Regions from separate parts of the Mus musculus genome. Here all the other regions are linked to region 1. The links are chromatin loops, found by intact Hi-C in ENCODE. Cell type or tissue: heart. All regions are shown on one strand. Region 1 holds the start of Inppl1 (inositol polyphosphate phosphatase-like 1). Region 2 holds the start of Numa1 (nuclear mitotic apparatus protein 1). Region 3 holds the start of Tomt (transmembrane O-methyltransferase). Region 4 holds the start of Anapc15 (anaphase promoting complex C subunit 15).

Evidence for each region. A loop is a pair of places that touch in the nucleus more often than their neighbours do. Peaks named below come from ENCODE experiments on the same cell type or tissue, not always from the same donor. Only the 100,000 strongest peaks of a DNase experiment are listed, where the experiment ranks them.
Region 2: a loop joins it to region 1, with 6 times the contacts of the local background. A loop is called at or near these places in 2 of 42 quality-filtered maps.
Region 3: a loop joins it to region 1, with 4 times the contacts of the local background. A loop is called at or near these places in 12 of 42 quality-filtered maps.
Region 4: a loop joins it to region 1, with 4 times the contacts of the local background. A loop is called at or near these places in 12 of 42 quality-filtered maps.

What each region holds. Positions count from the first base shown.
Region 1 is chr7:101,834,272-101,842,271 of GRCm38, forward strand. It overlaps Inppl1 (inositol polyphosphate phosphatase-like 1), which reads right to left and starts at 3,553. Exons shown (of 29, transcript NM_001122739.1): 1 at 3,450-3,553; 2 at 2,300-2,680. The coding sequence starts at 2,481. It overlaps Folr2 (folate receptor 2 (fetal)), which reads right to left. Exons shown (of 5, transcript NM_008035.2): 3 at 6,541-6,726; 4 at 6,320-6,455; 5 at 5,717-6,190. The coding sequence ends at 5,904. Gm10602 (a long non-coding RNA gene) reads left to right here and starts at 1,987. Exons shown (of 2, transcript XR_003946663.1): 1 at 1,987-3,146; 2 at 4,531-6,413. In heart, CTCF peaks have their summits at 1,640 (motif pointing left), 4,102 and 7,409 (motif pointing left); DNase peaks (open chromatin) are centred at 2,500, 2,600, 3,670, 4,020 and 2 weaker places; H3K4me3 peaks cover 4,839 bases; H3K27ac peaks cover 4,817 bases.
Region 2 is chr7:101,965,942-101,973,941 of GRCm38, forward strand. It overlaps Numa1 (nuclear mitotic apparatus protein 1), which reads left to right and starts at 3,902. Exons shown (of 25, transcript NM_133947.3): 1 at 3,902-4,028. In heart, CTCF peaks have their summits at 4,274 and 5,193 (motif pointing right); DNase peaks (open chromatin) are centred at 4,230, 4,700, 5,090 and 5,350; H3K4me3 peaks cover 2,799 bases; H3K27ac peaks cover 3,502 bases.
Region 3 is chr7:101,902,116-101,910,115 of GRCm38, forward strand. It overlaps Tomt (transmembrane O-methyltransferase), which reads right to left and starts at 4,244. Exons shown (of 4, transcript NM_001081679.1): 1 at 4,184-4,244; 2 at 1-172. The coding sequence starts at 156. Lamtor1 (late endosomal/lysosomal adaptor, MAPK and MTOR activator 1) reads left to right here and starts at 3,722. Exons shown (of 5, transcript NM_025605.3): 1 at 3,722-3,925; 2 at 7,549-7,694; 3 at 7,914-7,991. The coding sequence starts at 3,884. In heart, CTCF peaks have their summits at 952 (motif pointing left) and 3,944; DNase peaks (open chromatin) are centred at 3,716, 4,826 and 6,426; H3K4me3 peaks cover 1,896 bases; H3K27ac peaks cover 2,925 bases.
Region 4 is chr7:101,892,497-101,900,496 of GRCm38, forward strand. It overlaps Anapc15 (anaphase promoting complex C subunit 15), which reads left to right and starts at 3,835. Exons shown (of 6, transcript NM_027532.4): 1 at 3,835-3,954; 2 at 5,237-5,321; 3 at 5,446-5,575; 4 at 6,058-6,117; 5 at 6,404-6,541; 6 at 6,698-7,049. The coding sequence starts at 5,299. The coding sequence ends at 6,745. Tomt (transmembrane O-methyltransferase) reads right to left here. Exons shown (of 4, transcript NM_001081679.1): 4 at 7,307-8,000. The coding sequence ends at 7,807. In heart, CTCF peaks have their summits at 3,408 (motif pointing left) and 3,652; DNase peaks (open chromatin) are centred at 3,825 and 4,205; H3K4me3 peaks cover 2,203 bases; H3K27ac peaks cover 2,633 bases.

The sequences.
Region 1 (8,000 bases):
GGAGTTGGGTGCGTCCAGGGGTATTTTTACAGAGGATTGTGGGGGGGGCTATGCTTTCTCTCCTCAAGCATCAGGAAACTGGAATGACCCAAAGGGGATCCTGATGGGAGACTCAGCCTCTAGGAACCCCAAGCCAAGAGGGGTGCTGACAGATGGCAGCAGCAGCTGAGCAGGTGACAGCTGAGCCAGACACACACTAAGTGGGGGATGGAAGGCTCCCTTGGCCTCCACACCTCAAATAGGCACTGTGGTCTCTTGTCTATGCTGGGCAGAAGTGGGTGTTGGCTCCAGAGAGGACCAAACACCACAAGGTCATTTTCTCCCTAAAGCTAGCCCCACCTGACTCAGGGTACATCATTTTGTGGTATCTGGATCTGTATTGATGACAACAAGAACATCCCAGTCACCAAACCCTGACTGTGCTATGCATTCCACATAGCTCGTTTCATATTCATACTGTACAGCAGATACATTAATATTTCCAGATGAGAAAACTGGGGCTCAGGAAGGAAAAAAATCATTTGCCCAAGGATACAGAACAAACAAAAGGTAGGGCTGGCTGGTATCGAGTACGAGAGCAGAAGCAAGTTTGTCTGTCAGGGTAGGGGTGTGTCTTGAATGTTCTTTGTGTACTGTGATGTGTGTATACGTAAGCATGTGTTTGGGAAACCTAAGAAACCAGCCACTTCTGATCCCTTCTGCCAGGCTCCTGAGAGCTGAAATCTGCCTCCCTATAAACACACACACACACACACACACACACACACACACTCCTCCTGACAATGGAACCAGGATCTCTCTTCACTGGACAATAGTTCCTTACCCAGAGAAAGCCTCAGCTGTCCCCCTCCCACTCAGCAGCTGATCCAGCACCTGCCCTGTCCCCTCCCTAATTAAGGGATCTGTTTAGAGGTAGCTAGGAGGCAGAGTCTTGGGATTTTTTATGGACATTAAGATGTCTGGCTTTAGTCTCTCCACACTAGGTGGACCTCCGACTTGTTGCAGAAGCCGAGAGGTTCCCAGAACCCCTCACTCAGCAGGTCAACTGTCTTGGCCAGCGTTCTCACTGTCAACACTACTACTAGCCTTTGGAACCACCAAATCCTTTGTCATCTTAGGTATGACAAATATGTAGCAATATCTTTGTCTCCTCTCCACCAAATGCCCACAGCCCCATCCCAAGAGTAACAATCAAAATTGTTCCCAAAGGTGTCAGAAGAAGGAGAAAGATGGGACAGGAAATGGGTTGTTTAAGAGTATTTTCACTAAATCTAAACGCAAGCCCCTAATGCTTCTCACAGGGGCCCACTTAGTGTGGAACTGTGGGGCAGGGAGTAGAGGTCAGAAAGAACACTACAAACCATTACCACACACAGCTGCCAGGGGCAGTCACAGAACCTGGCCCACTCAGAAGACTGCCAAGTCTAGCTTTAGGCTCAGCACTCATCCACGGCCAGATAACCAGAGCTCAATCTAGAGCCAAGAGAGACTCACTCATTGACTCATGAAATGAAGGTTCTGAGGGCTGGCAAGATGGCTCAGCAGGTAAGAGCACTGACTGCTCTTTCAAAGGTCCTGAGTTCAAATCCCAGCAACCACATGGTGGCTCACAACTACCCGTCAAGAGATCTGATGCCCTCTTCTGGTGCCTGAAGACAGCTACAGTGTACTGATTTATAATAAATCTGCCGGCCTGAGTGAGTAGAGTTGACCAGAGCGAGCAGAAGTCCTAAATTCAATTCCCAACACCCACATGAAGGCTTGCAACCATCTGTACAGCTACAGTGTACAGAAAATAAATCTTAAAAGAAAGGAAGAAAAAGAAAGGAAAAAAAAATGAAGGTTCTGTCCCACACAGCTTCACCCTGTTGCCTCCCCCAAGTCTTCCTCCCAACACACACTATTCAACTCCACCCTACAATCATATATAGTCGCAGAATTGCCCAGGCGTCCAAACACTGGTCTCTCTGCCCCCTACTGCAGTGCTTTAAAACGAACTGCACTCATGTGGAGCATGCATCCTTTCCCTGTACATCTGGGAGAAAGTCTAAGCTGGTCTACCGCCGTCTGCCACTGTTTCTTGCCATCACACCCACCCTGAGCTTCAGAACTCTGGCCTCGGGCCTCAGAAAGTGCTCCAGGCACAGCAGGAAGTGCTCCCCTGTATCCTTCCTCCACCCAGCGATAAAGTCAAGGTCTCCCCTGGAGACAGGGCTGCAGCCCCACCAGCTACAGTCACCCCACTACCACGATTGCCACCACAACCAAGGAACACTCGGCGTGTGCCCGCCCTACTCACAGGACGCAGAGTGCGAAGGCCCCCGCCACGCTCTCGCTATCTCGCACCAGGAAGCTGCCATCGCGGCCCGCCCGAGCCAGGAGCTCCTCCGCAGCAGCGCGGCTCAGGTCACGGTGATACCAGGCTGGGGCCGGGCTGCCTAGCGCACCCCCGGGACTCGGTGTCCCACACACTGAGGCCATGGCCCACGCAGGGCTCAGCGCCGCCGATGCCTGCCGCTCCGCGCCATCCGCCCGGGGAAGCTTGAAGTCGAGGTTGGGCCCGGGTCCCGGGACTAAGGATCCACCAGCCCGAGAGAACCCAGTATGTGGGTTCCACGCTTGGCCGCGCCAACCGCCTGGATCTCCGCGCAGCCGCCGCCGCCCGCAGCGCCGGCCTCAACTTGAAGAGAAAGAAAAGTTTGTTCAGAGGCGGCGGGGGAGGGGCGGGAACGGAGCTAGGAGCTGGCCGGTCCCCTCCCCCTCCACTCGGCCCAGAGCCCGGGCCGCCCCTGCCCCCAGCCTCTCTCGGCAAGGACGATGCTCCGACAGCCCTACAGGACCCGCAAGACCAGCACCTCCCAAGTCCCACAATTATTTTGTCCCCCCACCTCAAGAAGATCCAGTTCCCCGGTACCCGCTCCGGGACAACTTGTGAGTCCAAGTTCTCGCTGGTGAATTCAATCCTTCCAACGATTCGCAATGAGATGACCCCTAATCCCTATGCAAATCTGATTCTACTACACACATCTCTTCTACTCGGCACCCCCACAGCCTTGCGGGATCAAGGTTCGGAAAGCAAGGCTCCAGGATAGACATCCACAACTACTACAACATCCAAGAGAACAAGTTCTCGTAACTCCTATAAGGTCAGAGGCCCCTTCAGACCTGAACCCCCCAAAACGATTCCTGACACATCCCACAAGATCCCAAAGAGATCCGATACCCCACCCCACACATACGCGCGCGCTCGAGGTGCCTTTCACGCACCGGTCCCCGCAGGCCCTCCAGCCTGGCAAAACCCTTCCCCCATCTCCACCAAATTGCCTGGCACCACGCCCCACACCCGCAGGCCCAGGTTTTGCAGTCCCAGACCAGGAGGACCCCCTCGACTACCTAGAAAAAAAGTTCCCTCAAGTCTCAGAGCCTCAACTACCGAACGCAGGCCCCACCTCTAGGGCGACTCGGGTTGACTCCTAGCCCGGGGAAGCCTCCCTGGACTCCCCGCGGCCACTTAAGATGGCCATCCGCCGCCACCGCGCACCCCGCGCCTTCCGCCCCGCCCGCGCCCCGCCTCGTCCGCCCGCGTCCCGGTCTCCGCCGCACGCCCGCAGAGTGACCTCGGGACAGCCTTGGCTCTTCAGTGCGCCCGAGCTTCTCGCTTTCGATAACTGGGGTAACGTTACGAGGGCGGGCTCATTGGGGCTCTGCCTGTAAAGCTCAGGGCCTGGCATGCAGCGTGCGCTCCGGGACGGCGGCTATTTTTATTATTAATTAAGGAGTAACGAAGGTGACAGCTGTGTAAACTGTAAAGCGCGACTGGGGACTGAACGGGTATTATTAGCACCGCCCCCGCTCCGGCTACTCCCTCCAAATCAACAAACTTGCGCTTCCGTGGGCCAGGTGCGAGCAGGGAGCTCCTAAGACTCTGGCTGCTAAGACCTCCCATCCACCGACCCCTGGGGCGGAAAAGGGGACCCGGCGGGAGAAGACGGGGCGGAACCCAAACAGGGCTTTGGCCCGCCCTATTTCCCCCCTAAAAAAAGACCTGGATGGTGGTGGCGTCTCCAAGGATTTCTCTTCCTGCCCCGCCCCTCTGCCCCCTGGCTCCTTAAAGGCGCAGGCCTCTAGCCGCTTGCCTACAACCACCAACTCCTAGAGTCTGTCAGGAGCATCCCTTTAACCTGGGAGAGAACTTTCGCTCTGGTAAATTGAACCTGTTGACCGAGCCTGGGGTCAACCCTGAGGAGTTTCCCTCTGTTTAGAGGATAAGCCAATTTGCATTGGCTTAACCCATCTAGAACAAAGCCTGGGACGTGACGGGTCTGTAGGGACCTTCCAGAACAGATAAATACAAAAACAGAGATCCTCCACCCACCTACCTGTTTCTCCTGGTCCTGCCAGGGCTTAAATAAAGTAACATCCTCCAATCTGTACCCAGCTCCTCCCGCCGGGAATGGAGGACGCCCACCCCAGATCCCGGGGGTGTGCAGTGGGGTCTTACTTTCCTATGCCTGTATTCCCGACCCACAGGAGGCAGAAGCAAATGGAACTCTACCTAGTTGTAAGCCAGCTTCCTTGGTCTAGACTTCCAGCCCATCCAAGACTACATAAGAGATGTGGCCTCAAAGAAAGAAAGGAGAACGAGTTGGAGAAAAGCTGTCACGACCCTCCAAAATCAATATATTTACAGCTTCCTGAGAGGACGGCGATGCTAAAGACTGTGTCATTGGGGTGAGATGGCTTAACAGGTAAAGGCGCTTTTGCCAAGTTTGAAGACTTTGAGTTGAACCCCAGGGACCCATGTGGTGGAAGGAGAGAGCTCCTGCATGTTGTCCTCTGACTTCCACACCTGTGCCAAGTCATCCATGCAGCCCACACACCTAGGCACACACTCAGAATAAACACAAATACAATTTAGCCGAAGGCTAGAGGGTGCTTCTGCCTCTGGGAAGCCACTAATAGTTTCTTTGGCTTCATCAGTAGGATACAGCACTGGGCGAAATGCAAGCTTTTGTTTCTTCTGTATCTTCCAGATTGACTTCCTAATGGACTATCCTCGTCCAAGGGACCCCAACCCAGTCAATCTATATCATAGTAGGCAGTGTGAATTTTTACCCCTTTCTCCAGAATCTCTGCTGGACTCCCGTTTCCAGCTTCCCCTTTGTAAGCTGAGAACAGAGCTAAGCAGACACATGATGGGAATAGGGAATGTGTTTTGTTTTTGTTTTTTTTTTTAATTATTTTATTTATTTATTTAATGTATATGAGCACAATGTAGCTGTCTTCAGACACATCAGATCCCATTACAGATGGTTGTGAGCCACCATGTGGTTGCTGAGAATTGAACTCAGAACCTCTGGAAGAGCAGTCAGTGGCCTTAACCACTGAGCCATCTCTCCAGCCCCCTGAGATGTATTTTTGTTTTTGTTGGACTCAAGCTCTCCAGGCAAGCACTCTTCCAACTGAGTTATGTTCTCAGCCCATGATGGGATAATGCTTGAGAATGATATAATTTAAAAATCCTGGATCTTCCTGTTATTTGAGAAGCAACTAGATTCCTACAGGCTACTGAAGCACAGACGCTCGGTTCATCCACCTTCTAGGAGGAGGGAACTTACAATGAACATTTGTATAGTGATGGTGAGTTTTGAAACACTATTTACTCTGACTGGAAAGGATCTGTCCCCACCCACTCACAAGCTCACAGTGACAATAATTCATTAGGCCCAGATGTGTCATAGATTTATTGAAAATGATTGTAGAAACCCCAACCCCCAACATGGATCAGGAACTGGATGACAGAGGAGAGGGGTGGAAGCAGGCTCAAGACTTCCTTATTCTTTGAAGAGTTGAACCAGACCAAGGGTAGATAGAGGAGAAATCTAGAGAGGAAGACTGACCTCTCAGCCAGGGAGCCATAATGACAGCACTGGGGCCAGGCTGGGCACAAGAAGTACTGCTGCATGGGGCACAGTCCCAGATGTCATAAAGGAAGCATAAAACTTCACCACGTCCTCATTCGGATTGCCCTGGGTTGAGTCAAACCACATCTGGATGCAGCGGCCACTCCCTCTGCTGTAGTTGCTGACCTTGTAGGAGTGACTCCAGAGACCCTCGCAAAGGCTGGCTGGTGTCGGGAAGTAGTACTCAAACGTGTGACAGGGTGCTGTGTTTGGGCACTTGTTAATGCCTGCAGGCAGAATCATAGTGGGCACAGACATTTAGACCTAGGGTCAAACCTCACCTCTGGTCACCCCAAACATCTTTAATCTCCCCCTTTCCAAACCCTACATTCATCTCGCTACCCAGAGGTCCTTACCTGAGGACCAGTCCCAGCCTTTATGCCAGTCTCTCTTGCAGGTAAAGGAGGTACGACAGGCTTCCCACCACTGGTGACAGTCCTCTTTGCATAAGGGCACATCCAGGAAACGCTCTTTACGCCAACTCTGGTCCACCTAGGTAAAGGAAATGTTGGCAGCTAAAGAGACTGAGCCTAAGGTTAGTTAGCCTTTCTGAAGCATGTGAAGGAAGCACCCATACTTGCTGGATCCAAGGCCCAAGGTTGGGGGAGCACTCATACAGGCAGGAGTCTTGGATGAAGTGACTCTTACAGGCAGGCTCCATCTTGCCACAGTGATCCCAGTTGAAGTACAGACGGGAGTCAGCCTTGTGTAGCTCCTGGCTGGTGTTGACTGAGCAACAGGCATTTTTCTTCCATGGACTACACTAGTTGGGAAAGACACAGGGCTGAGTCCCTCTACCCTACTCTGTCCCGCATGTCACCTTCCAGCCTTGCTTCACCTGGTCCTCACTTCTTCCCTGCCTCACACAGGCTTTTCTGTTGAACACTTACCACAAAGGCCCCTCTATCCTAGACCCCCAGAAGTTCCATCTCTAGCGTATAGGACTACTCTTATACTCATCACAGTATAAGAAAGAAGCTAGAGGAGCCTTGTTTTCGGGATAATAGCTCATTTATGAAGCATCTCTCACACTTTATAAAAACTCTTTTCAGCTGGGCATGTTGGCAACATGCCTTGTAATCCCAGAATTCAGGAGACCGAGGATGGAGGAGGATCATGAATCCAAGAGCAGCCCAGATAGCATTGATGAGACTCTATCTCAAAAACAAATGAAGCATACCCATCATGGCGGCACATGCTTACAAAACCAGCACTGGGGGAAAAATGTAGAGGCAAGAGAATCAGGAATTCAAGGTCACCTTAGTCACATCCTTCAAAATCAGCTTGGGCTGTGTAAGACCCTGTCTCCAAAAAACAAACAAACAAACAAAAAACAAAGAAAGAAATAATCTTTTAAAACTCTAAAATAGGGCTGGAGAGATGGCTCAGCGGTTAAGACTGGTCTTCCAGAGGTCCTGAGTTCAAGTCCTAGCAACCACATGGTGGCTCACAAAAATCTACAATGGGATCTGATGCCCTCTTCTGGTGTGTCTGAAGACAGCTACAGTATACTCATATACATAAATTGAATAAATAAATCTTTTTTAAAAAAATGCCACTCCAAAATAAGCCAGGCATGACATGGAACACACACACCTTTAATCCCGTGACTGCAGTGCAGTTGAGAAACAGAAGCAGCTGACTGTGAGTTCGGCAGCAGCCTGATAGCTAGTCTACATGGGGTACCAGTCGCTCCATTTGTTCACTTACTCTTTTATTTCATTTTATATTTTAGAGACAGGAGTTCTCTGTGTAGCCCTGGCTATCTGTCCTGGAACTCTGTAGACCAGGCTGGCCTCAAACTCAGAGATCCACCTGCCTCTGCCTTCTGAGTGCTGGGATCAAAGGCGTGCACCACCACTGGCTTCATTGTTCACAAACAAAACAACAACAACAAAACCAGGCCAACAAGATGGCTCAGTGAGTGAAGAATGGCACTGGCCAGCAAGCCTGATGACCTGAGTTCAACCCCAGACCTACATGGTAGAAAGAACTGACTCCTGAAAGTTCTCCTCTGACCTCCACGCATGTACTATA
Region 2 (8,000 bases), 130 kb after region 1:
AAACACTTGCCATGCTTTGTTTTTTAATCTGCACGTTAACTCAATGAGGTAAATAAATACTATGGTTATCTCTATTTTAGAGAAAATGATCTGAGAATTAAAAAGATTAAATAACTTGTCTAAGGTCACCTGGCTAGTAAATGTTAGAACCAACAATCTGGATCTAGGGCTCATTTGTAGCTGACCCTAGAGCCCTTCGTCTACATAAAACATTCCATCTAAAATTACATACATCTAAAATTGCCTGGCAGGGTGGAGAGTTTGGGTAAGGGCATAAGTGTAGTAGGAAGTAAAACTGGAGCCAGGTTATAGAGGCCTTGGAATAGTATTATTTATACTAGAATCACCCCAGTTCTGGGGGGCCTCCGGGGAATTACTCTCTCATTTTTCATTGCTAAGGATGGAACCAAAAGCCTCACATATGCGAGGCAGTGTTCACCACTGAGTTATATCATAGCCTATTCCCTGTCATTTCTTTAAACTGTGACAAAAGGATAGTATACATTAAAACTTATAACACTGACATTTTAAAAAAAGATTTATTTATTTTATGTATATGAGTACACCGTGGCTGTCTATCTTCAGATACGTTAGAAGAGGGCATTGGATTCCACTACAGATGGTTATGAGCCACCATGTGGTTGCTGGGAGTTGAACTCAGGACCTCTGGAAGATCAGTCAGTGCTCTTAACCATTGAGCCATCTCTTCAGCCCAACACTGACATTTTAAACAAGAATAATAAAATGAATACCAAATTGCTGCAGCCTACTGGCTACAATGGGAGATGGAGTATTACCAGACCCTTTGAACAACTGTGTGCTTCTAACTTACTACCACTCTTCAGCTTCTATCAGAACTCACTCCTCCTGCATTGTGAGTTCTTCCAAAACCCCTTTCTTTATCCCCACCCCACCCCGCCCCTTTTGGTGGGGTAATGAGTGCCTTGTAGAACCAGGCAGGAGCCAAGTGATCTTTCTTGGTTGAGAAGAAAGAGAAGTGGAGAAACTAGCCACACTTCCTGGGTAGCCCATAAGTTAGTTGGCCTCGAAGTGTAAGGACTTGGCAGGGAAATTCTAGAGGAGATTTCAAGCCTTCTACAGCAGTGGTTCAACTGGAACGTGTTACCTTGTGTTTAGAGCAGGGGCAAGATGGAGAGATACAGTATCTACTCTGTCTTCACTGTGAAGTTTCAGGACTCACAGTACCAAGTGGAACTGCAGAGACTGGTGGGCAGTTTAGCAACCCTCTTATTTTCATCCCATACAATTTTAGGGTGTGCCAGTCTTTAACTATTTTTGCCATTTCTTTTCATAAAATGTGAACATTTGTATTTGTGGTAGTCCTTTGAATAGAAGCCGTCCTTTCTGCTAATAGCAGTTGCTAAGTACAGACTACAGAGGGATGGTGAGAACAGGCTGTAGGTTTGAGAGAGCAATGTGTCTGCAGTCTTGGGTATGGATCTCACCAACACCTCATCCCCTCTACTCAGCACACACATTCTTTTAGTAGCCAGAGACTGTGTTTGGAAAGCTGCCATACAAATGTAGTTCAGTGGAACAGATTTAATGAGCTTTAGTAAGCTAGGGACTATGGCTGATCATAGAGAGGGAACTGGGGTATGTCCTTAAGGAGTTGTCATTCTAGATGAAAGAGACTTTCACAAAAATATATATAAAACCATTTCTTGAGCTTTGTACATGATTAGCATAATTTTTAAACACTAAAATCATGTTTTTGTGTGTGTCAGAGAACAGCTGTTGGGAGTGAGTTCTTGTCTACCATGTAGATCCTAGGTCTTCAGACCAGATCATGCATATCTCCTGAGCCATTGTGTCTTTTTGTACATGGTTATTAAAAATAAATCCAATCACTGGGTGTGGTGGCACACACCTTTAATCCCAGCACTTGGGAGGCAGAGGCAGGCGGATTTCTGAGTTCGAGGCCAGCCTGGTCTACATAGTGAGTTCCAGGACAGCCAGGGCTATACAGAGAAACCCTGTCTCAAAAAAACCAAAATAAGTAAATAAATAATAAAAAAATAAATCCAACCATAAAAACATACATACAGTGTAGGAAGTCCCCAAGTGATTGTCCCCAGTAATCCACTACTGTTACCAGTTTAATATTGGAGGGATTGAGATTTGAAGTGTGCCTATAAAGTAAAAGCCGAGAGAGGAACTGGTGGGGAAAAGGCGGTCACACTGAAGGTACCATCCTGTTCCAGGAGGAATATCTCTAGCTTCTTTAGCACTGGTAAACCTTCTGCTGGGACACCCTGGTGACAGAGACCAACCTTTGTGAAGCATCCACTAGCACCTTCTGTGCTAAAAGTCAGTGTGTTGGGCACCTTGCGAATGTTACTGAGTTCATGCTTGTACTCTTAAAGCAGAGGAGGCTATGCTTTCATCTAGGAATCTGAGGAATCCTTGCCAGGGTTATGTAGTTAGCTGCAAGTGATTTGTGATATGTATGTAAGATAGTCACTTTGTGGCTTAGCTTCCTCATGTCTACAGTTGAGTGGTAGGGCTGGAGAGATGGCTCAGCGATTAAGAGCACCTGACTGCTCTTTCCGAGGTCCTGAGTTAAATTCCTAGCAACCACATGGTGGCTCACATCTGTAATGGGATCCAGTGCCCTCTTCTGGTGTGTCTGAAGACAGTGACAGTGTATTCACATAAATAATAAGTCTTTTTAAAAAAGTCATCTTAAAGTTGAGTGGTAATTTACCTGCTTCATAAAGAGGTGTTGAAGCCTAATGAAATGATGCCCAATAGGTCAGTAGGATGGTTTGAGGCATGTTAGTAGGTTCTTAGTAAGCATTAGCTACTATCTATTATATCCTGTTTCTTCTTCAGACCCCCATCTCCTCCTCACATGTGATTCACATATGCCATGTACTTTCTTCCCGGTACAGTTGCTCCTCCTAGTTTTGTCTTGTTTGAGATAGGCTGTTACTCTGCCTTGGCTGGGCTGGAACTCTAGTAGTGAGTGGATCAGGCTGGCCTTCTGCTCCAACCTCCCACTTGCCAGGACTGTAAGCACACAGCACCATGGTGGCTTTGAGTCTCCTGCTTTTTGTCAGCTTCTTTCTCCTCAATGCTTCTCATTCCTCTTTTAACTATTCTCTACCATCCGTGTCCTCAACACCTTCCTATCTATTGGGTAGCCTCCTAGCTCACCTTGCTGCCAGAGAACCATTTTGTCAGGTTAATCTGGCTCATACCACAGCTCTCTGTTAAAACCATCCCAGATCCTTTATTTGAATCCTTGAAGTTCAAGATTTCCCAATTCTGACCTCAGTTCACCTTTGACACCTGGTCTCTCACTGCTACCACACCTTTCTGCTTTCTTCTCCCTTTCCCGAGAGGAAAAATTTGATTTTGTGCTTGAAGATCCAGATTAAAATATTACTTCAGTTTTCTAATCCTTCCCTCATCTAAACTGGTTAGTTTCCTTACATCTTTTATATGAGTTAACATGTACCATCTTGGGATAAAACTTGTAGTCACTTCTGATCTGTGGAATTGTAACCCTAGCTCAGACGTTGGGTATAATTCTTGTATGGGTATTAACAATATTTAATAGCAATACATTACACATACTTCATTAAATGTTTCTAGTTGTAAAGTGAGGGAATTCCTTTAACTATCCCAGGAGGTGTCCAGTGGGTGGCAACGCTGTCGAGATCTTGTCTGAGTGTGACATTTCTTTTAGTCATATAGTTGCAGCAGACTCTGAGGATGATGAGTCCCTGTGCCTGTTGAGGGCTCTAGCCAGCGCCTGCCATACTCAGAACTGTGCCTTGGCCCCTCGGCCCCTCCCCACAAATGCCCACAGGAACAGCGGATTAGGTTCTGGCAGCACAGCTGGGATTTTGGCGGCCATTCCAGTCAACAATAGCGCAGCTATCGGGACAGAAGAGCGAGGCCTACGCTCCGCGGCTAGAAACTGCCTGGGCCGCTCGTTTGGGTGGAGGAGTGGGAGGAGCAGGCACACAGCATGGCATCTTGGCCTTGCTACGCAGAAGGTAGGGGCTGAAGAGATTCCCTGCGGAGAACAGGCTAGGGTGGCCAAGTCCTAGGGCGGGCAGGCGGGCGGGCAGGCAGGGCGCTCTGAGGAGGCCTGCGCTTTGTGTGGCGGGGAGCCGGCGGGCGGCCGTGCGCCTGCAGACACGCCCCCCTCGCCGCGCCGCAGGAAGCTGCCCCTGTACAAGGCCTGCGCCGTGCGGCTCCCCTGCGCTCGGCTCCCAGGCTTCCTCTGCGCCGGGCGCCTTTCCCGCCAGGGGCTGGCCGTGGGTTCGGCGGCTCTGGGCCTGCCCGATAGGGCTGGTCTCGGAGGTGGACAGGCCGTCACTGCTACTGCCTTAAGCCCTGCTGGAAAGCAGCGAAGGGGGAGTGTCCTGGCCATCTCAGGTTGGTGAGGCCGGCCACCGCGGGTGCGTTTTTGTGTGTTTACGCCACAGCCTCCAGCCCTTGCTGCGCGTGCTCTCCCTTCAGCAATGGAGCCTGCGGGCTTGCGCCCTAGCCACTCTCCCCGCCCCCGCACGTCCTGCTCAGTTTTTAGGGCACGGGCAGGCTTCACCTGGGTCCTCCTGGTAGGCGTCGTCCCCCCCCCGTCCCCCCCCCCCGAGCTCTTGGCTTCGCTGTTGCTCCCAGACCGCGCGGAAGCTCGCTGTGCCTTTAAAGAAAGCAGACTCCTGGCTGTGACGCACTTCTGGCTGTCAGCCAGGAAGATTGCTTCTGCCTGGCCGACTGAGAAGAAACCCAACAACTTTTCTTTTGTGTGTGGGGTTACTTTCCACTGCCCCCCCCTACCCCTGTCCTTTCAAGATTTAAATGCTAATGGCGGATTAAAACCTGTAGATACGTTTGGCTTTAGGAGTCCGGTAAGGCCCCCAGCACTAAGACTTTTTCTCCCTCACTCTTTCTCGGGTTAGTTTTGTTTTGTTTTGTTTTTTCAAAAAAATGGACGAGAGGGTGGGGTGGTTCATCCCCCTCACCTCCCTTTGCTGCGCCATCCTTAGAGGGGAGGGAGAGGAAAGGGAGAGCAAGTAAACACTGAGAAACAGGCGCTGGCCCTGCGCAGAGCTTGCCAACATCCGGGAGTTGGCGCCTTTCTTTCCCCTCATAGATGTCAGCGTGTTTTTGTTTGGAGGGAGTAATGTGTGCGCCTGTCCTAGAGCTATAGAGACGGCCCAGTAGAGGGCTTCCCTGTTTCCTTGTGTGGTCCTAGATGTTTTTGCGGTGTTGGACAATGAAAACGTGTCTTTTTTTATTTTTTATTTTTGTCAGCTGCCAGGGATCTGAGTGTGTGAATGTAGTGGTTGGGGATAGGTGCTGATGAACTGCCCCAGAGGGCTGTGTATGTGCGCTTGCGCAGGCACTTCACACAGTATCTGCCTGTAGGCCGCAGTCTAGTTCATGATTGCAACTTTTCTGCTAACATTTTTCCGATCATGACCTTACGAATATGGGGGAAAGGACTAGGTGTCAGTACTGTTAGCTCTGATTAAGCCCGGCAATGTGAAAATAGACTGACCTCAACAGAAGCAGATTGTCCTTTAATTAGAACAATGAAGGGCAGCAGGCTCTCTGGGGAGTGGAGGCTGAAGAGATACAAAGGGCTTGGGGTTTTATAGGGCAGAAAAGGGAACTTTTGAAGGTTGGCGATTGCATCTGCAGATCTGTACTCTGCAGTCTCAAAACTGTAAATACTCAAGGGTTGGTGTTTGGACTTTCTTGTCAGGAGCGTCCCTGTTCCTAGGTGTTATGGGCCTACTTACTTCTGGGGGCTTCTCAGTCCTCCTGAGGCTTTTAGGTCATTAAAAAACTCTTTGCCTCCTCCTCTTTCCCCTTTTTCTCCTCTTGATTATGTGGCCTTACCTGCCCTAGAACTCAGAGCCATCTTCCTGCCTCAGCCTTTCAAAGTGCTCTAGAGGTGGGAGTCACCAAGGACGATTTTTTTTTTAAAGAAACAACGGAATGTGGGGTTTTCCTGAAGTCTTTTCATTCCTTTCCAGATTCTCAGGACTCTGAGTCAGAAATCTAGGTTACAAAGAGAGTGGTGTATGTGCAGAGGGAGAGGCCTGAGCTGAAAGTTAGTGCCTTAGAGCAAGTAGAGAATTCATCCAGTAACTTCATTTGCTTTTGATTGCAGAAATGCTGAGAAACAATTGACTTGTCCACACAGCCTACTCAGGGCTTTCCCCCATAATAGAGAAAAGATAATGCTTTTCTTGGCCTTTTTTCCCCCTTTTTTTCTTTTGGTATGAATGGTGGTGGTGCACATCTTTAATCTCAGCACTTGGGGGGCAGAAGCAGGCAGATCTCTGAATTGGAGCCCAGTCTGGTCTACAGAGCAAGTTCTAGGATAGTCAGGTTTACACAGAGAACACCTGTCTTGAAAAAAACTAAAGGAAAACCATCTCAAAACAACTCAGCCCCTTTGTTAGCCAGAGGACACACCAGCAAGACAGCTCCTTTTGTTGTTTGGGATTTAATTTTTGTTTGTTTTTCTTTTTTCTTTTTTTGATTTCCTTTCTTTTTTAATTAATCATTCTATTCCTTTACATCTCAAATGATATCCCACTTGCCTGTTACCCTCCACAAATCTCTCCATCCTGCATCCATCCTGTACCCCCTCTCCTTTGCCTCCATGAGGGTGCTCCCCCACCCACCCACTCTCTCCCACCCTGCTGCTTCAGTATCCCCCTAAGCTGGGGCATCAAACCTCCACAGGACCAAGGGCCTCCCCTCCCATTGCTGTTAGGCAAGGTGGTCCTCTGCTACATAAGTATCTGTAGTCATGTGTGCACTCCATGCCCGTGCACTGCACTCCTTGGTTCCTGATCTAATGTCTGGGAACACTGGGTGGTCCGGCCAGCTGATGTTATTCTTCCTATGGGGTTGCAATCCCCTTCAGCTCCTCTGTTTTTGTTTGTTGTTTGTTTAATGAGTACACTGTAGCTCTCTTCAGACACACCATAAGAGGGCATCAGATCCCATTACAGATGGTTGTGAGCTACCATGTGGTTGCTGGGAATTGAACTCTGAACCCCTGGAAGAGCAGTCAGTGCTCTTAACAACTGAGCCATCTCTCCAGCCCCCCCCCCCTTTTAATTTGTTTGTTTGGTTTTGTTTTTTTGAGAAGTGATTTTCCTATGTCACCCTGACTGGCCTGGAACTTGGTATGTGGACCAAGCTGGCTTTACACTCACAAAGATGCGCCTGCCTCTGCTTTCTGAGGGTATGGACCACTACACCTGGCTTTGCTATTGCTATTGTTGTTGTTAAGACTGGGTACAAGCAATCCTCCTGTCTCCACCTCCCGTGTATAATGAATAAACATTTTATCAAGGTAGCTTGGCCTTTGTCAGGGCCCTCTAAGGTAGCAAACCAGGTAAGATCCAAGTCACAGGTTAGTTGCCTGTGTCTCTTGATGTATTCCTCCCAGAGGAACTCCCAACATCAGTGTTCAGTCCAACAGCGCACAAGTTGCTCAGGTGAAGGAGAGGGTATCTATTTTAGGGAGTGGTGCTGGAGCCTGGAATTTTTATAGCAGGGTAACTGATAGTTAGGTTTTGCCTGAACTCAGGTGTACAGATGCTGCAGCCATTTTCTTACCTGTGAGTCTCTAAGCCTTTGGAACTTTGGAGTTGGAGCCTGGTGGGTTTGAGGAATGACACCTTGAGGTGGAAGCCTGTGGCCCTAACATTCTGGGAGTAGGAACAGTAAAAGAACGAGGGTCAGTGCTGGCAGGGGCTCCTAAGTTGAGAACTTGAACAGGTCAGTAGCCAAGACCAAAGTTCACTTTGGTGTTATCTTGAGGTGAGGTGGTGGTGTTCAGGCAGGTAGCCGTTAAGAAGGAGCTGAAGCCCAGACTAAGGGATGGCACATGGGAGGAAGGAGTTGGGCTGCCTCACAGACCCTCTGGCATATCACCAAAAACCACAATTGTTTTCAGAAGAGACCTCCAGAGCTGAGCAACCTGACCCCTCTCT
Region 3 (8,000 bases), 68 kb after region 1:
ATAGCTGAAAGCCCGCTCCTCAATCCGAAGTCCTGACAGGCAGTCTCGAAATCCTCTCAGCAGGACTGTACGCACCAGCAGTCGGAAATGGTGCCGGTATCTCACCAGCAGTGTTACCACGAGTGGCAGGAATGCCAGTGCAATGGCAGGGGACATTGTCCCTACCTGGGTCCTAGGATAGAGGGAGGCTGGCGGGGAAACCTAGATGTACCATTTGCCTGTCATTTGTGCAGACTTATTTATGCAATTTCCACGCTTATACAAACATGTCTGAGAGGCTGTCCTTTGCCAAAGACACAGCAGAACTGGGATTTGAGTTCAGCCTGTGCTCTTTGCAACCTCCTGCTGTTTAACACTCAACCACAAACTATATCTCTGGTCCTGGCTGCAGATCTAGTACTGCATTGTTGCTGATCCCACCCACTTTCTGACTTTCCTCAAGACCTTTTTCATCTGTTTCTTGGGGTGTCTTCCTCCTACCATACCTGGTCTGCCTGGACTCCTCTGATCCATTATGGGAAGCAAAAGAGAACAGCTTTGTTGTGAAACCCATTCACATTCTCACTGCACTTTGTCACAGTAAGAAGCAATTTAAAACACTACGCCTGCAGCTGGAGAGATGGCTCAGTGGTTAAGAGAACTTGTCACTCTTGCAGAGGACCTAGGTTTGTTCCCAGTACTCATGTTAGTTCACAACCATCTAGCTGTATCCTCAGTTCCAGAAGATCCAACCCCCTCTTCTGACCTCCAGGGGCTCACACAAGTAAACATGAATATAAGCAAAACACTCATAAATTCTAACAGCAAACAGCAAACAAACAAAACATTTGGCAGATGGCTTAGTGGTTAAGAGTACTGGCTGCTCTTCCAAAGGTCCTGGGTTTGATTCTCAGCACCCACAACTGGTTGCTCACAACTGTCTGTAACTCCAGGCCCAGGGGATCCAGTGCCCTCTTGTGGTTTCTGTGGGCACTGTATGTACATAGTGTATAGAAGTACATTCAGTACATTTGGGCAAAGCACCCATACATATATAATAGAAATAAATAATATCATTTAAAAATTAAAGAAAATACTATCTATGGTATTTTGGTGTACACTTGTAATCCCATCATGAGGAAGGCCAAGGTAGGAGATCCAAAGTTTGAAGCCAACCTGTACTACATTTGAGACCCTATCTCAAAAATAAATCCACCCTCTATACCATGTTAGAGTGGAGTGTTTGTTTTTTCTATCCAAGGATTTTCTGTTTGCTCTTCCCTGGAGGTGTGGGTCCTCCCTGGTCCTGTGTATTTTCTCCAGTCCTGTATTTTTATATTTGTATCCCCCTCCAAAGAGAATTCTCTGTAAGTGCAAATATGTACATGCACACACCACACATTCTCACCATTCAGCTTTCTTCTCCAGGACCACCTATAGGGGATAGCTGTTCTTTCCCCCCCTGCTCCTCCCCTTAGATCGGAGCCTGATAGGCTATTTTTGCAAGACCCTTGGTTGGAAGAGGGGTGTCTGTTAAAATCTAGATTGTATGAAGGAATGTGAAGCATTTGTGATGTGGGCATGAATTGATGTACCTGAGAACCCACAAGGCCCTGCTTACCTGAGCTGAAGGCTCCTAAGAAAGACCAGGTACCGGAATGGGAGTCCTTCAGAGGACTAACCCCAAGGATGGAGGCTGGACCTGATTTCAATTATTGATGTTGAGGCTGTTGTTACCTGAGACCTGCAGTTCAGGTTACCAAACTTCAGCTGCCTCCTATTTCTCAGGCCTTTGAGAAACTTAGCAGAACTCTAGGGTCTTAATCTGAAGAATTAATAAATATTACTAGGTGACTTTTCTAACCCCTTGGGATCAGGACATGCGGCATGGTGTAAACCAAAGTAATTGAAAATTATTTACTGAATTCAAAACCCAAGTTTTCTGGGTTGTTTGTTTGTTTGTTTTGTTTTTTGAGACAGGGTTTCTCTCTATAGCCCTGGCTGTCTTGGAACTCATTTTATAGACCAGGCTGGCCTCGAACTCAGAAATCCGCCTGCCTCTGCCTCCCAAGTGCTGGGATTAAAGGCCTGCGCCACCATGCCCAGCTCCCCAAGTTTTCTGTAAGTAAGTGTTAGGGTATCAGTTACAGAGTAAAGTCAGACTCTGTCCTTGTCTCTCAGTTACTCACATGTGGTAGAAGAAATGAACTAAAAAACACAACTATAGAATACACTGACCACCTGACTAGGGATTCCATGGTCTGGATCTTGGGCTGTTTTCTGCCCAGCTACCTATCCAAACTGAACACTAGAGTGGCACACTATAGACAATAAATATTTGGGGTATGTATTTTTTTAAGATTTATTTATTATATCTAAGTGCACTGTAGCTGTCTTCAAATGCACCAGAAGAGGGTGTCAGATCTCATTATGGATGGTTGTGAGCCACCATGTGGTTGCTGGGATTTGAACTCAGGACCTTCGGAAGAGCAGTCGGTGCTCTTAACCACTGGGCCATCTCTCCAGCCCTGGGGTATGTCTTTTTTTTTTTAATTTTTTTTAAGATTTCATTTATTTATTTTATGTAACTACATTGTAGTTGTCTTCAGACACACCATAAGAGGGCATCAGATCTTGTTACAGATGGTTGTGAGCCACCATGTGGTTCCTGGGATTTGAACTCAGGACCTCCAGAAGAGCAGTCAGAGCTCTCATCCGATGAGCCATCTCTCCAGCCCTGGGGTATGTCTTTTAAATTAAGTTTATGTGTATGAGTGTTTGGTCTGCACGTATGTGTCTGTGCACTGTGTGTGTGTACTTGCCTGCTGCCAGAGGCCAGAAGGGGCATTGTTTCTCCTGGGTCTGGAGCTATATATGATTGTAAGTCACCATGTAGGTGCTGGGAATTGAACTTGGGCCTTCTGGGGGAGCAGCAGCCAGTGCTCTTAATCACTGCGTTGTCTCTAGCCCTATGATTTGTTAATAAGTGAGTGGCACCAGATTAAGTAAAGAGAAGTGCTCAGAAGAGAATCAGAAAAGGCAATCAGGAAGAAAAGTTTGTATTGAGACTTTGAATACTCTAATCCCTGATTTGGAAAGAGAAGTGTCTGCCATCTGCCTACTCAGGCAGAATTCACCTTAGTCAAGAAACTGCCAAATACTTGAGTAGAGAGATGGCTAAACTGTGCCTGCCCCAAAGTTTGCCAATCTAACAATTCCTACGACCCTCATGGTGGAAAGATACAACCAACTCTTAGAAGTTATTCTGTGACCTCCACACTCACATACTCAAAATAAAAATACATATGCGTTTAATACTGGTAAGGCAGAGGTAAGTGGCTCTCTGAATTCGAGTTCAGCCTGGGCTACACAGCAAATTCCAGGTCAGTGAGGGCTACGTAGTGAGACCTTGGTCTCTCTCGCACACATAAAGGACAAAGAAACTAGCAAAGAGTTCTGAGTGAAGTACATCTCCCTCCAGTACGCTACTCGCCACTTGCATGGCACTTAAGAATTTATCTTGATATAGCACTGGGCCCACAAAGGTGGCCCTGACACCATGTGACCACACAACTCGTCGCACTGCACTGGCCACTAAAGCTAAGGGACGCAAGGATTCGGAGTTAGAGACTAGGACAACAAAATCATGTGACTCGCCCCGCCTGCCTTCCTATCACGTGCCGCGGGTCCGCTCACGTAGGACGCACTTTTCCATTGGTTGGCGATTGTCACGCGGCGAGGCGGGACCGGAAGGCAAGATTTGGCTGTGGCGCCGGAGCGGCTTTAGGACAGGCTAGGCGAGGGGGAGGGGAGCGAGAGGCAGCCGCGGGTCATGTGACCGGAAAGGCTCCTGACGGACGCCGTCCCTCCTCGGCGCCGCCTGAGCGCCCGGCCCGACCCCGCCATGGGGTGCTGCTATAGCAGCGAAAACGAGGACTCGGACCAGGTGCGACAGCGGCGGACGGGGTTTGGGACTGTGGGCTACGACCGCGGGGCTCGGGGCCCAGAATAAAGCCCGCAGTGGCGGGGAGCCGGACTGCAGGCTCACCGAGTACGGAGGCCTGGAGGGGACAGATTACAGAGAGGACGGCCAGCCGGGCTCCTACCCTCTTAAAGATCCTAGTCTTACTTCTGCCTAGGGTTGCGGCGGTCGCCGCCTGACTCGGCCCCTCCCCTTCCACTCTCCAGTCCCCTCGTATCTCACCACTCGAATCCTCAGACTGGGTTCTCGGGAAACATTCGCGCTCACAGATTCCTCTGTCTTCACTGCAGCTTGGCTTAGTGGACCCATTGTAGAGATAGGTAATTTGAGGCTCTCAGTCTCCCGAGATAAATCAGGAATTTCTGTGTGTTCTGTCAACTGTTCTGCCACTGTTGGCTTGGTGTCAAAAGTTGACACCAAGTTACTGTCATTTGAGTTGGCCAGTGAAGAATTAATAGAGCGAAGACATCGGGACGTTGGGGAGCAATAGAGTTTGCTTTGACCGATATAGAGGAAAGGGGATTTGATTTATGAGTTTGGTTTGCTGTTCCCTGCCTGGTGCCTGAGGGTTCCTCGAGCTAGAGAGTTCCTCTCTGAAGAATGTGATTGTAGATCTTACTCTTTTCGAGAAAGCATCGACTTGGAGAGACTTCAGTGTCTTGTTTTTAAATTTCCATCTTCCCCTTGGTGCATCTCATTCCTCTCTACTACAGTCCCTTCCCTGCCTAGACGCTTTTGAGGAGGGGAAGACTTTTGCAAGGCTGGGTGTCAGCCCCCTGGCCATTCCTCTTAACAGCTGCCTCGAAGCCTGAGCCCTGATGTCTACACACAGTAGGCACCGTGCCACAGAGAACAGTTTCACCCGGTCTAGTGGAGGATACAGTCAGAGACATAAGTGGTGTCGCTGTACTTGGGAAGGTGTTCTTCCCCCCAGTGAACCCTGCAGTTCAGGAGAATGTGATTTGTGTCGGGGTGAGTGCTTCCTGAACCTCATTCATTGCTTGACCTGAGTTTGACATGCCTGTGGCCGTAACTTTCACTTCATTCTGTCATGCTAAAGGCTAGAACTGCAAAAATAGGAACCCACCACAAAACAACAGAAAAGGAAGAAGAAGGCAGATATCCCTGCCTAACAGCAGAGTTATGGAGGGAAAGCTAAAATTCCACCTTCCTCTTTACAGATTCTCATTTCTGGCTGGTTTGGTTTGTTTTTAAAAAGGTCTCCTGAAGCCCAGACTGGCTGCAGACCTGCCATACAGTTGAGGATGACCTTGAATTTCTGGTTCTGCTTCTCCCTGAGTGCTGGGATCCTAGGCATATGTCACTCACTATGTCCAGTTTTATGCAGTCGTAGAGATCAAACCCCAGGGTCATATCCCCAGTCCCTCTTTAGGTAGGCCCTCTTCAGCATTGCCTGTCCCTGTATTAGAAGTGTAAGAATTACCTTACACCTAAGAGAGTGAGTCCCAGTACTTAGGAGGCTGACACAGAACTGCCTCAAGTTTGTGGTCTGTCTGGCTACACAGTAAGTTCAGGGCCTGTCTGTCTCAAAAAGAAAAATGTATAAGCAATAGGTCTTCAGAGGCCGCCTACGATTGCTTCATTTGACTCCTGCTAGTTACCTGTAAAATGTTTAAAGGTGAGGGAAAAGTTAGGAGGATTGAAGCAATTTAGCTAATGTTAGAAGTACTCTAGCCACGCCGGGCGTGGTGGCGCACGCCTTTAATCCCAGCACTCGGGAAGCAGAGGCAGGTGGATTTCTGAGTTTGAGGCCAGCCTGGTCTACAAAGTGAGTTCCAGGACAGCCAGGGCTACACAGAGAAACCCTGTTTCGAAAAACAAAAAACAAAAACAACAAAAAAAGTACTCTAGTCATGGTGTTCTAAGAACAAGACACATACCTTATATACTGGGACAGGCTCTGAGGTAGTGGTGGGCAGACACCTTAGGTCTGCTAAAGTCAATAATGAAATCTTGACTCAGGTTGTATTGGCTTAGGAAGCAAACCTTGATGTAAGAAACCTACCCCATGTATCACTCATTCTGTGGGTGTCAGGTGATGTCATTAACTTTTTCCCGGTGGGGTTGGGGATGACACGGCCCTATCCTGAAGGAATATTTGTCAGGAGCAGTGCTGGGGAAAGGACCGGCAGCAGCCGTGGGGGACTCCTTGTGACCACCAGCTTCCCTTAGAGACCCTTTCACCTTTGGTAAACCTTTTATCTGTCTAGCCTATTGATACTGAGGAAGGAGAAAGATAGATTGTCCAGGAACCTGAGGCAGAAGACCGTAGATGTTTCCTTCTGTCGTGGTGAACTGGGTCGAGTGGTTTGAGGACATTTGGGCAATGTAGTTCTGAGGAGGAAGAGCAAAGTGGAAAGGCTGAGCCTGTCTGGGGTGGGGCAGGCCAGGCAGGAGGAAGTAGCCATCATAGGGAGAGTTGTGAGCAGGAGAGCTGGCTCCTGTAACTGGGAAGCTGGTGGGAACTGAGACAGCCCAGGAGGACTGCTGAGACTGGCTGGCGGCCACTGGAAGTTGATGGGTCAGCACTGGCCAGCATTCCTCTCCTTCTACACACTATACTCCTTCAGAAGTTGCCATGTCCCGAGCCTTCTAGGGCCCAAATAGACTTGAATCAGGTCTGCTTATCCAGATTGCAGCTGACACAGCCAGCAGGGGTCTCTACTGATGGACTTAAGGCAGTAGATTAGAACAAGGTCTGAACCAGGACAAGGAAAGTCCAATGTTAGGAGATGTAGTTTTGGTTTAATTCTAAATTGGTTCTGGTGTTTGAGGTTGTCTGTGGAGGTTAGTAAGCAGGGTTGCTGGAGACTGGGCTGACTGGGTCAGGGAGAGTGTAGTTTGTCTGGGAGGAAGAGCTCCACTGTTCTCTCAGGTCAGCAAATCAGGAGGTAGAGGCCCGACCCTGGCGAGTACCAGGCCAGCTGGGTTCTATAGTACCCTCGCAGCCTGGGGAACATGGGAGGACTGTGCTTTGTGTGCATGTGTGTACAAAGATCCTGGAGAGAAAGGGGGGGGAGAGAGGACATTGGTGACTGTATCTCGGCTGTGGGCTTGGAGTTTCTGCACTAAGATAAAGCGAGGAATGGCAGCGTACAACTGGCCTGCTTCCTTGCAGTCCAGGGACTTATCTGGCCATGCTAGGGCCTTATGTTGTGGGTAGACATCTTTGCTGGGCAGTACTTTCCCCGGGGAACCAGGAAGGCTGTTCTTGGGCTTTTGACTTGCATTGATTTCTCCTCTAGAACCTTACTTTGATATTTTCCCGCCTTCTCCAACTTTCAGTCAGTTCCAATAGCCTTTGTCCAGAAGGGGTTGACCAGTTACTGAGGCTCCAGGAATGTCAGTGTTGCTTTGCTCCCCTCTGAATGTTTTTTAGGTTCTCTAGGTTCATCCTAGACCACCAACTGGGCCAGTCTGAGAGTGAATGTTTTCTGACTCTGCATCTACCTGGACACTTGGAGTCATGCTCATAAAAGTAGTTTTAGTATGTCAGAACCTTTGAAATGAAAGGAAGATTAGACTTAAGGCCCTGGGGCTGACTTTTCTCTACTGGCCCCTCCTAGGATCGGGAGGAGAGGAAGCTGCTGCTGGACCCCAGTAGCACCCCTACCAAAGCCCTCAATGGAGCCGAGCCCAACTACCATAGCCTACCTTCAGCTCGCACAGATGAGCAGGCCCTGCTTTCCTCCATCCTTGCCAAGACAGCTAGGTGAGTGTCACAGGACCAGGCTGGGACACAGGCAGCCAAGTTTGGAACATAGAGGATGGGACAAGGTCATTAGGGAGCGATGTCACTGGGTTCTGCCTTGTTACGGTGGGCTGGCTGAGTACTAGTGTCAGAAGGCCTTGGGATTCGCACCTAGCACTGCTTCTCGTCTGTGACCATCTAAAGCACCTGTCATGTCTTCTCTGTCTCTCCTTTTCAAAGCAACATCATTGATGTGTCTGCCGCAGACTCCCAGGGCATGGAACAGCATGAGTACATGGACCGGGCAAGGCAGTACAGGTAAGCATG
Region 4 (8,000 bases), 58 kb after region 1:
GCAACCACATGGTGGCTCACAACCATCTGTAATGGAATTCAATGACTCTTCTGATGTTTCTGAAGACAGGGACAATGTACTCATATACATAAAATAAATAAACCTTTAAAAAAAGAAAAGAATGGCCTTAAAGGTACAGAGACCATCCCACCTCTACCCTCTAGAAGCTTAAAATCTATGGGGGTAGCAAACAGAATCATGGTTTTGTACAAAGTTGGGCCACAGTAGACCTTTTTTTTTTTTTTTTTTTTTTTTTTGGTTTTTCGAGACAGGGTTTCTCTTTATAGCCCTGGCTGTCCTGGAGCTCACTTTGTAGACCCGGCTGGCCTCGAACTCAGAAATCTGCCTGCCTCTGCCTCCGGAGTGCTGGGATTAAAGGCGTGTGCCACCATGCCCGGCTTGTTTTATTTTTAATTATTAGTATAATGTATATGTCTGTGTGTGAATTTGTACATATGAATACAGTGCCCAGCAAGATCTGAAAAGCCCTTGAGTTGGAACTCCAAATGGTTACTAAGAGAATCCAAGTGGTTACCTCTTAATATGTATATAGCTGCTGGGAACTGAACTTTGGTCCTCTGTAAGAGCAGTTCATTTAGCAGTATAACCCCCATTTAATGTATTGCAGATGACAACATAAAAAAGTTTTGATGAATATAATGCCAAAGATAAAGGATTCCACATAATGATAGCAATGAATACTATCACTCTCTCAATCACAGGCTAGTTCAGTGAAAGTCACTGTGCTAGAATACACACATAATCCCTGTCCTTAGGATGATCAGGAGTTCAAGCTATCCTCAGCTACATTGCCAGTTCCAAGCCAGCCCGTAGAATCTAAGGTTAACCATACTAAGGTGAGAGTTTCACCATTTTGATTCAGTAGAGTCTCTTAATTGCTGGGCTACTTCGTCTGTCCCCATACCTCCGGATTATTGTAATAGGCTCCTAAGGTGTCTCCCTGCCCATGCGGCTGTGCTCCCCAATTTTTTTCTAAATGAGACAAAGTAACTGTTAAAATATAAAGCAGATTGAATGCATCTACTGTTCATAACCCCTCACTTGCTCCCTGTACAATAGAAAAGCCAGCGTCCACACTTGACCTATCTGCAAGGCGGCATCCATCTGATTACTACCGCCTGTCTGTCTTCATCCATGTTTTCATTACATAGGACACTGTGCTGAAACCCTTCTAGGGCTTTGACATGAGGTGCTTGGTCTCTATCCATTTACCTACCTGCCTACCTATATACCTACCTACCTACCTACTTATCTATCTATATATCTATTCATCCATCTACTATCTTCTATCTACCCCCCCCCTTTTTTTTTCAAGACAGGGTTTCTCTGTATAGCTCAGGCTGCCCTGGAACTCACTTTGTAGACCAGGCTGACCTTGAACTCAGAAATCTGCCTTCCTCTGCCTCCTGAGTGCTAGGATTAAAGGTGTGTGCCACCACGCCCGGCTCCTATCTACCCCTTTTTTCTCCTTCACTTCTTCCCTTCCCACTCCCCAACTACTCAAAAGTTGCTATCCCATTGATTTTCTTGTCCCCACCCCCTAAAATATTACGCCTATAAATTCTGTTTTTCTGGAGCAGAGGACCAACCTAGGTTTTATCATTGAACTAAATCCCAACCCCCTACCTACAATATTTTATTCTAAGTATTTACTCCGATCTTAAAACTGTTATTTATATTATTTGTAACTTCTTTATTGTTTCTCTCACTGGAACAAAAGCTGCCACCACAGGAGGGTCTATTTGTTCACTGATGTATATTCACTGCTCAGAAGTGATGCACATATATTTGGTTTTGTGGGTTCATTTATTTTCTATTTTGGGACAGGGTCTCTTTATGTAGCCTTGCTGGCCTATAATTCACAGATATTCTCTTACCTCTGCCTTCTAAATGCTGGGGGTTGGGCGTGGGGGCGGGGCATGTGCCGCTTCACCTTCCAAGATGCCATACTTGCAAACCCCAGGAAAAGATTCTTACAATATTTCTGTGTTTTTAAAGAAACCAACATTGTCACTACATCTAGTTAACAATTTTTTTCTGATGCACATTTATTTGGTGTGCAAGGCAGCAGAGAACTGCTACAGTGTGCACATGCAGGTCACAAGACAACTTGTGAGAGGCAGCTTTCTCTTTCTACCATGTGGGTCCAGGGATTGAAGTTGGGTCCTTGGTTTGTTAGCAAGTGCCTCTACCCACTGAACTATCTCACTGTCCGTTATTTTTATTTTTAAAATTTGCACCTGTTTTTGTGAGAGACAGGGGCTTATACATTTCAGGCTGGCATTGAGCTTGCTACATAGCCCAGTCTAATCTTGAACTTCACATCCTCTTGTCTCAGGTCCCTGAGTGCTACAATTTTAATAAGCAGAGCTTGCTAACGTTTGAAAACGTTTGAAGCTGAAGCTGACCTCTTGGGCCATACAATCAGATTTGATAGGAAGCACATACGGAACCTCTTGAACAGTTCTATCTCATCACTCTTCACCAGAGCCAAGAACAGGAGGAAAACCAGGCAGATTATCATGCTAGTTACAGAAGAAACAGCGTAGACAAAGAATGTACAGGCCTGGGGAGATACCTTAGGGGTTAAAGTGCTTGTTGTAAAAGAAGCCAGGATTGGTGTTTGGGTCCTCAGAACCCACATGATTGCTGGATGGTTATGGCAACCAGCCTGTAATTTCTGTAAAGACAGAGAATTCTCAGAGAACCTGGATAGTCAGACCAGCGATAGCAGGGACTTGTGGTATTGAATAAGAATAAGATAGAAGAGCAATTGAGGAAAATTCCCAGCATCACTCTTGGGCCTACACATACATACACATGCATACACACACACACACACACACACACACACACACACACGATGTTCAAACACACATATACATAAGATAAAATTTTAAATAGATAAAAAAGAGGCCAGCGTGGTGTTACACAGCTTTAATACCAACAGGAAGACTTCGAAGCCAACCTGGTCTAGATAGTGAATTTCAGGCCAGTTAGGAATACGCAATGAAACCTTGTCTCAAAAAAGAAAAGTAAATATTATGAATATGATGTAGTTCCATGACAGAGGCTTGTCTAGCATGTTCAAGGTATCCTCTCAGAAAGAAAAGAATGGATGCCGGGCAGTGCTGGCGAATGCCTTTCATCCCAGCATTTGGGAGGCAGAGAGGCAGAGGCAGAGGCAGAGGCAGAGGCAGAGGCAGAGGCAGAGGCAGGTGGATTTCTGAGTTCCCTGTCTCGAGAAACCAAAATTAAAAAAGAAGAAAAGAGGGGCTGGTGAGATGGTTCAGCGCTTAAAAGCATTGACTTCTCTTCCAAAAGTCCCGAGTTCAAATCCCAGCAACATGGTGGCTCACAACCATCCGTAACGAGATTTGATGCCCTCTTCTGGTGCGTCTGAAAAACAATTACAGTGTACTTACATATAATAAATAGATCTTGGAGGAGTTGGAGGAGGAGGAGGAGGAGGAGGAGGAGGAGGAGGAGGAGGAGGAGAAGGGTTCAAACAGAAAACCGAGTCTGAGAGAACAGAAGGGAAGAAACAGATGTTTCTTGGAACGCAGCAGCACACACGGCATCCACACAAGCGAACATTTCTGGAAACCATACTATTTCGAGGAGATTAACACGCAAACACCGCCGAGTGGCAGGAGGGCGGGACTAGTCGAACGCAGGCGAGGGGCTAGCCTGGAGAAACCCTGCCGCTGGAGATTCAAGGAGGAGCTGACAGGTAGGCGGGGCAAGCGAGGGTCCTCCCCCAACTAGTACGTAACTAAAGTACATCAACATCACTTCCGGCTCGGTGTTGAAGCGGGAAACAAAAGGAGACGCAAGACGCATGCGTTAGTGAGTCCCGGATTCTGGTGGGTTCTTCCGCTCAGACCTGGGGAAACGCTTCCGGGTCGCCGCCGGCTGCCGGCTCTTGGCGCGGTAAGTGCGGAAACGAGACTGCTGCCGTTTCCTTGCTTGTTCTTTCTTCCGGCTTCCAGAGAAACCCAGTTCCTTTGACTCGCTTCCCTAGCAGTTCATTTTCCCCATTTTTACTCTTAAAGACATCCTGCTCACTGGCCGTTTCCTAGAGTCTAAGCCCCACCCATCGCACATGGTCCGTCATGCATTGGTTTCACTTCCTGTCACCCAGCATTTCTTGCAGTTAATTGGCTTCGGCCAGGCCGCGCGCATTTTGCGATTAGCATCCCTATAAGGTCAAAATCCTGACGGAGACCCGCCCCTGCCTCCTTCCTGTTGGTCAATCTCGCAGTCATTATCATAATGAGCAAAGAATGGGCGGTGGTGGGTAGAATTTTAGTATATAAAATCTGTCAGTGCTTTCGGGATCGTGGTGGACGCGCCTTTTTTTTTTTCCCCCATCACACGGACCTGGGGGGGCTTTGGTCTAGGGAATGACAGCGTCTAGTTCTGCGTGGGTCAAATTAAGTTGGAACAAAAGCTAGAGTAGGGCCGGGTGTGGGGGCTGGTATACGCCTTTAATCCCAGCATCCGGGGGCTGAGGCATGCGGAGCTCTGTGAGTTTGGGACTAGCCTGGTCTATATAGAGAATTCCACGACAGTCAGGGCTAAATATTGTAACCCTGTTTCATTTACTAAAAATAGGGGGAAACACCAAGGTAGACACCAACTCTATTTTTTCCTGTGCCCTTCCTACAGTGCTGGGCCAGGATCCCTGCCTTGCGTAGGATTTAAGCCCCCATCGAGTGTGTGGCCAAAGTCAAGCTCTACATGTCACTGGGTTTGTGAGCCAGGGCGTTTTAGTTCAGCTTCTTGGTGACCTTCCTGGTCAGCAGCTTCAGCCCACAGAGTTGATTTTGTTCTCTTCCATGTTAGTTCATTCTTCATTTGTTTGTTATTTACTCATCCCTCTGAGAATTTCTTTTATCCTTGGTTGTGTGTACTGCAGTTTGACTGGTTGGTGAGAGAGGTGGTTCATGTCCACACCATTTTGCACTGGTTGGATGTGACATGAATCAAAAGAGCAAAAAATAAGTTTTGTGGTGCGTGTGTGTGTGTGTATTTAAAATGAATTTTACTAGATCTCTGCTATTGCTAATCTTGTGCATAATCACAATGCCACATTCCATCTCTGGCTCCCAGTCTCTTCTCTCTTTAAGCAACATACAGCTTTACTCATTATTTTCTTTGTTTGTCGTAATAACTGAGGATGATATAATTTTAATTATCCCCATTCTTACAGATGAGGAAACTGAGGCCCAGAGAGGTTAAGTGTATTGGCCAAAATCAAAGAGCTAGTAAGTGATGGAGCCAGGACTCAAACTCAGGTCTGTCTGATTTCAAGAGGGCAGGGCAGCTTCTCTGCTACCCACCCAATCCACCCTATCCCTAAATCAAATTTCAACTGCATCAAAACAAAACAAAACATATTCACGTGACCCTTTCCCTCAGCTTAGGAGCCATGTCCACCTTGTTCCCGTCACTCTTCCCTCGTGTGACTGAGACACTGTGGTTTAATCTGGACCGACCCTGTGTGGAGGAGACAGAGCTGCAGCAGCAGGAGCAGCAGCATCAGGCCTGGGTGAGTGAGGACCCAGTGCAGCATGGAGGTCTACCACCGGGCCGTGAGCTTGCCTTACGCTGGAGACCTGCTTAGAAAAAGGTTCCTCTGTGGGGAATAGTCAAGCTGAGTTTTGGGGGATAAAGTTCTTATTTTGTGGCACCCTAACTCGCTGAGGGACCATAGGATTTCGGGGGTAGATTAGATAGATGTCAAGCCCCTGACAGCCTAGGATCTTTTCTATACATCACAGAACTTAATAATTTCACTTTCACCAGAATTATATGAAAAAAAAAAACAGAGGCCCAAAGACTTTCCATATGTCTATCAATTTTATAAGGAACAGATGACAGGAGAGAGATTGCATCTTCCTGAGAACTGGGGGGAGAAGCTTTGTTTCAACATTTGGGGTCTCTTCAGGGGTAGGGGAAGCCAGTCCAATGCCCCTGACCTGCCCTGCTTGTGCCTTGGCCCTACTTTCCCCCCTACTCCTTTGCCCACAGCTCCAAAGCATCGCAGAGAAAGACAACAACCTGGTACCAATTGGCAAGCCGGCCTCAGAGGTGAGTGGTTCCTGTGGGTGGGGCCTATGTGAAGCCCAGTAGAACAAGGCTTTACTTTAATGGCCTTACTTTTGGCTCAGTACAATTGTGGTTTTCAATCTGGGAAGACAGAAAACGTGGGAACCTGAGGGGCTATGCATTGTGCCTAGTACTAAGGACCTTCAGGTCATGCAGCAGCCTGCCAGACTCAAGGCAGGCAAGGTTGGGAAGGTGGAAGCTCCAAGTTGGCCAGCTCTTGACCTGGTCCAGGCGCCCTGAGGCCTACAGAATCTTTCTGCTCTACCAGCACTACGATGATGAGGAAGAAGAGGATGATGAAGATGATGAGGACAGTGAAGAGGATTCCGAAGATGATGAGGACATGCAAGACATGGATGAGATGAATGACTATAATGAGTCACCTGATGATGGAGAGGTCAATGAGGTAGGCGGGGTGTAGGGGAGTGCCTTTGTTCCTAGGCTCCTGCCCCTGATCTAATTGATGGCCAAGGCATACAGAAACCCTGGCTGTACCCAGGGGCAGGATCTGGGCTGAGGCTGGCTGAGGCTCCTCCCCACCCACACCCAGCCTCCTCTTCAGGTGGACATGGAAGGCAACGAACAGGATCAGGACCAGTGGATGATCTAGGTAGACAAGCCAAGGTGGCCTCAGTGATTCCAGACCACCCCAACCTATTTTGAATCTACAGCCTCAGCCCCTCAGCCTGCAGAACCAGCTTGTGGCTGTAGTGCCTAAAGCTTTCCCTTAGGCACTTTCTCAGCTACTGCCAGGACAAGGTCTCCTTGGGCCCTTCCAGGCCATGAGTCTTCCCTTGAATCCCAAGAGCCTGAGCCCATCCCACCTTCCTGGCTGGTACCTCACTCCTTGGTTGCCAGGTGTGGTCCCTTTCTAGCCCTCTTTAATAAAGACACAGGACTGATTGTTTCCCCAATGTCTATTCCCTGTTTGTTGGTGGGACCCAGAGTTCAGAATCTTTTCTTGGACATTGGGACGGGGTTATGTAAGGACTCTCAAGCAAACCTAATGGACCATGTTGGCCAGGATCAGAGCCCAGGTTTCTGTGATTGGTAATTCTTATGGCCTAGCTTGTACCCAGATGTTCCTACAGGGTCTCAGTGTCTGCAGCTGCCTCTGATCTCATCTGAATCTCATAGGTGTGAGGCTCTGGGCTTCTGCCAACCAGATGTCTTTTTTTGTTGTTTTAATTTATTTATGTTATGCTTAAAAGTGTTTTGTCTGTATGTATGTATATCACATGTGTGCCTGTGCTATGTGAGTGCTGGGAATTGAACCCAGGTCCTTTAGGTAGGGAGCGTCTGGCAGTGCTCTTAACTGTTGAATTATCTCTCCAGCCCCTTCAGCCAGCTGTCTCAGTGTTAAGAGTAAACTGAATCTCAGAGGAGGGAAAGATTCACTTGGAGGGAGCAATCAATAACTAAATTGACAGCTCAAGCCTCTTGCTTCCAGTTCCTGATTTTCTATGAGGGGACCTTGTAGGACCAAAAAGGCTAATAGAATTTGACACTTCAGATTAATATGGAGGTTGGAGGGGGACAAAGTTGAAAAGAATGCCTCCCCAGCCTGACCATAGCATGTGTTGGATACAAGACAGAGAGGGAAACGAGATATTCTGAGGTCTGCTTGAATGGGGTTGGAATTGTATTAGTAAATATCTCAGGTCCTGGACCTCAGCCGGGTCCAGTATAGGTGAGTTGGGCTATGCCATCTTTAATGGCAGGGAAGTCTGGGAGGCTGGTGTGGTGAAGGCGGCAGCGATAGCGACCACAGCTCTTGGTGTACTGTAGGAAGCGGGGTGCACCAGGAAAAAGCACATGGTCAGCCAATACAGTGGCGCCATGTGGGAGCAGAGCATGGGCCTCCA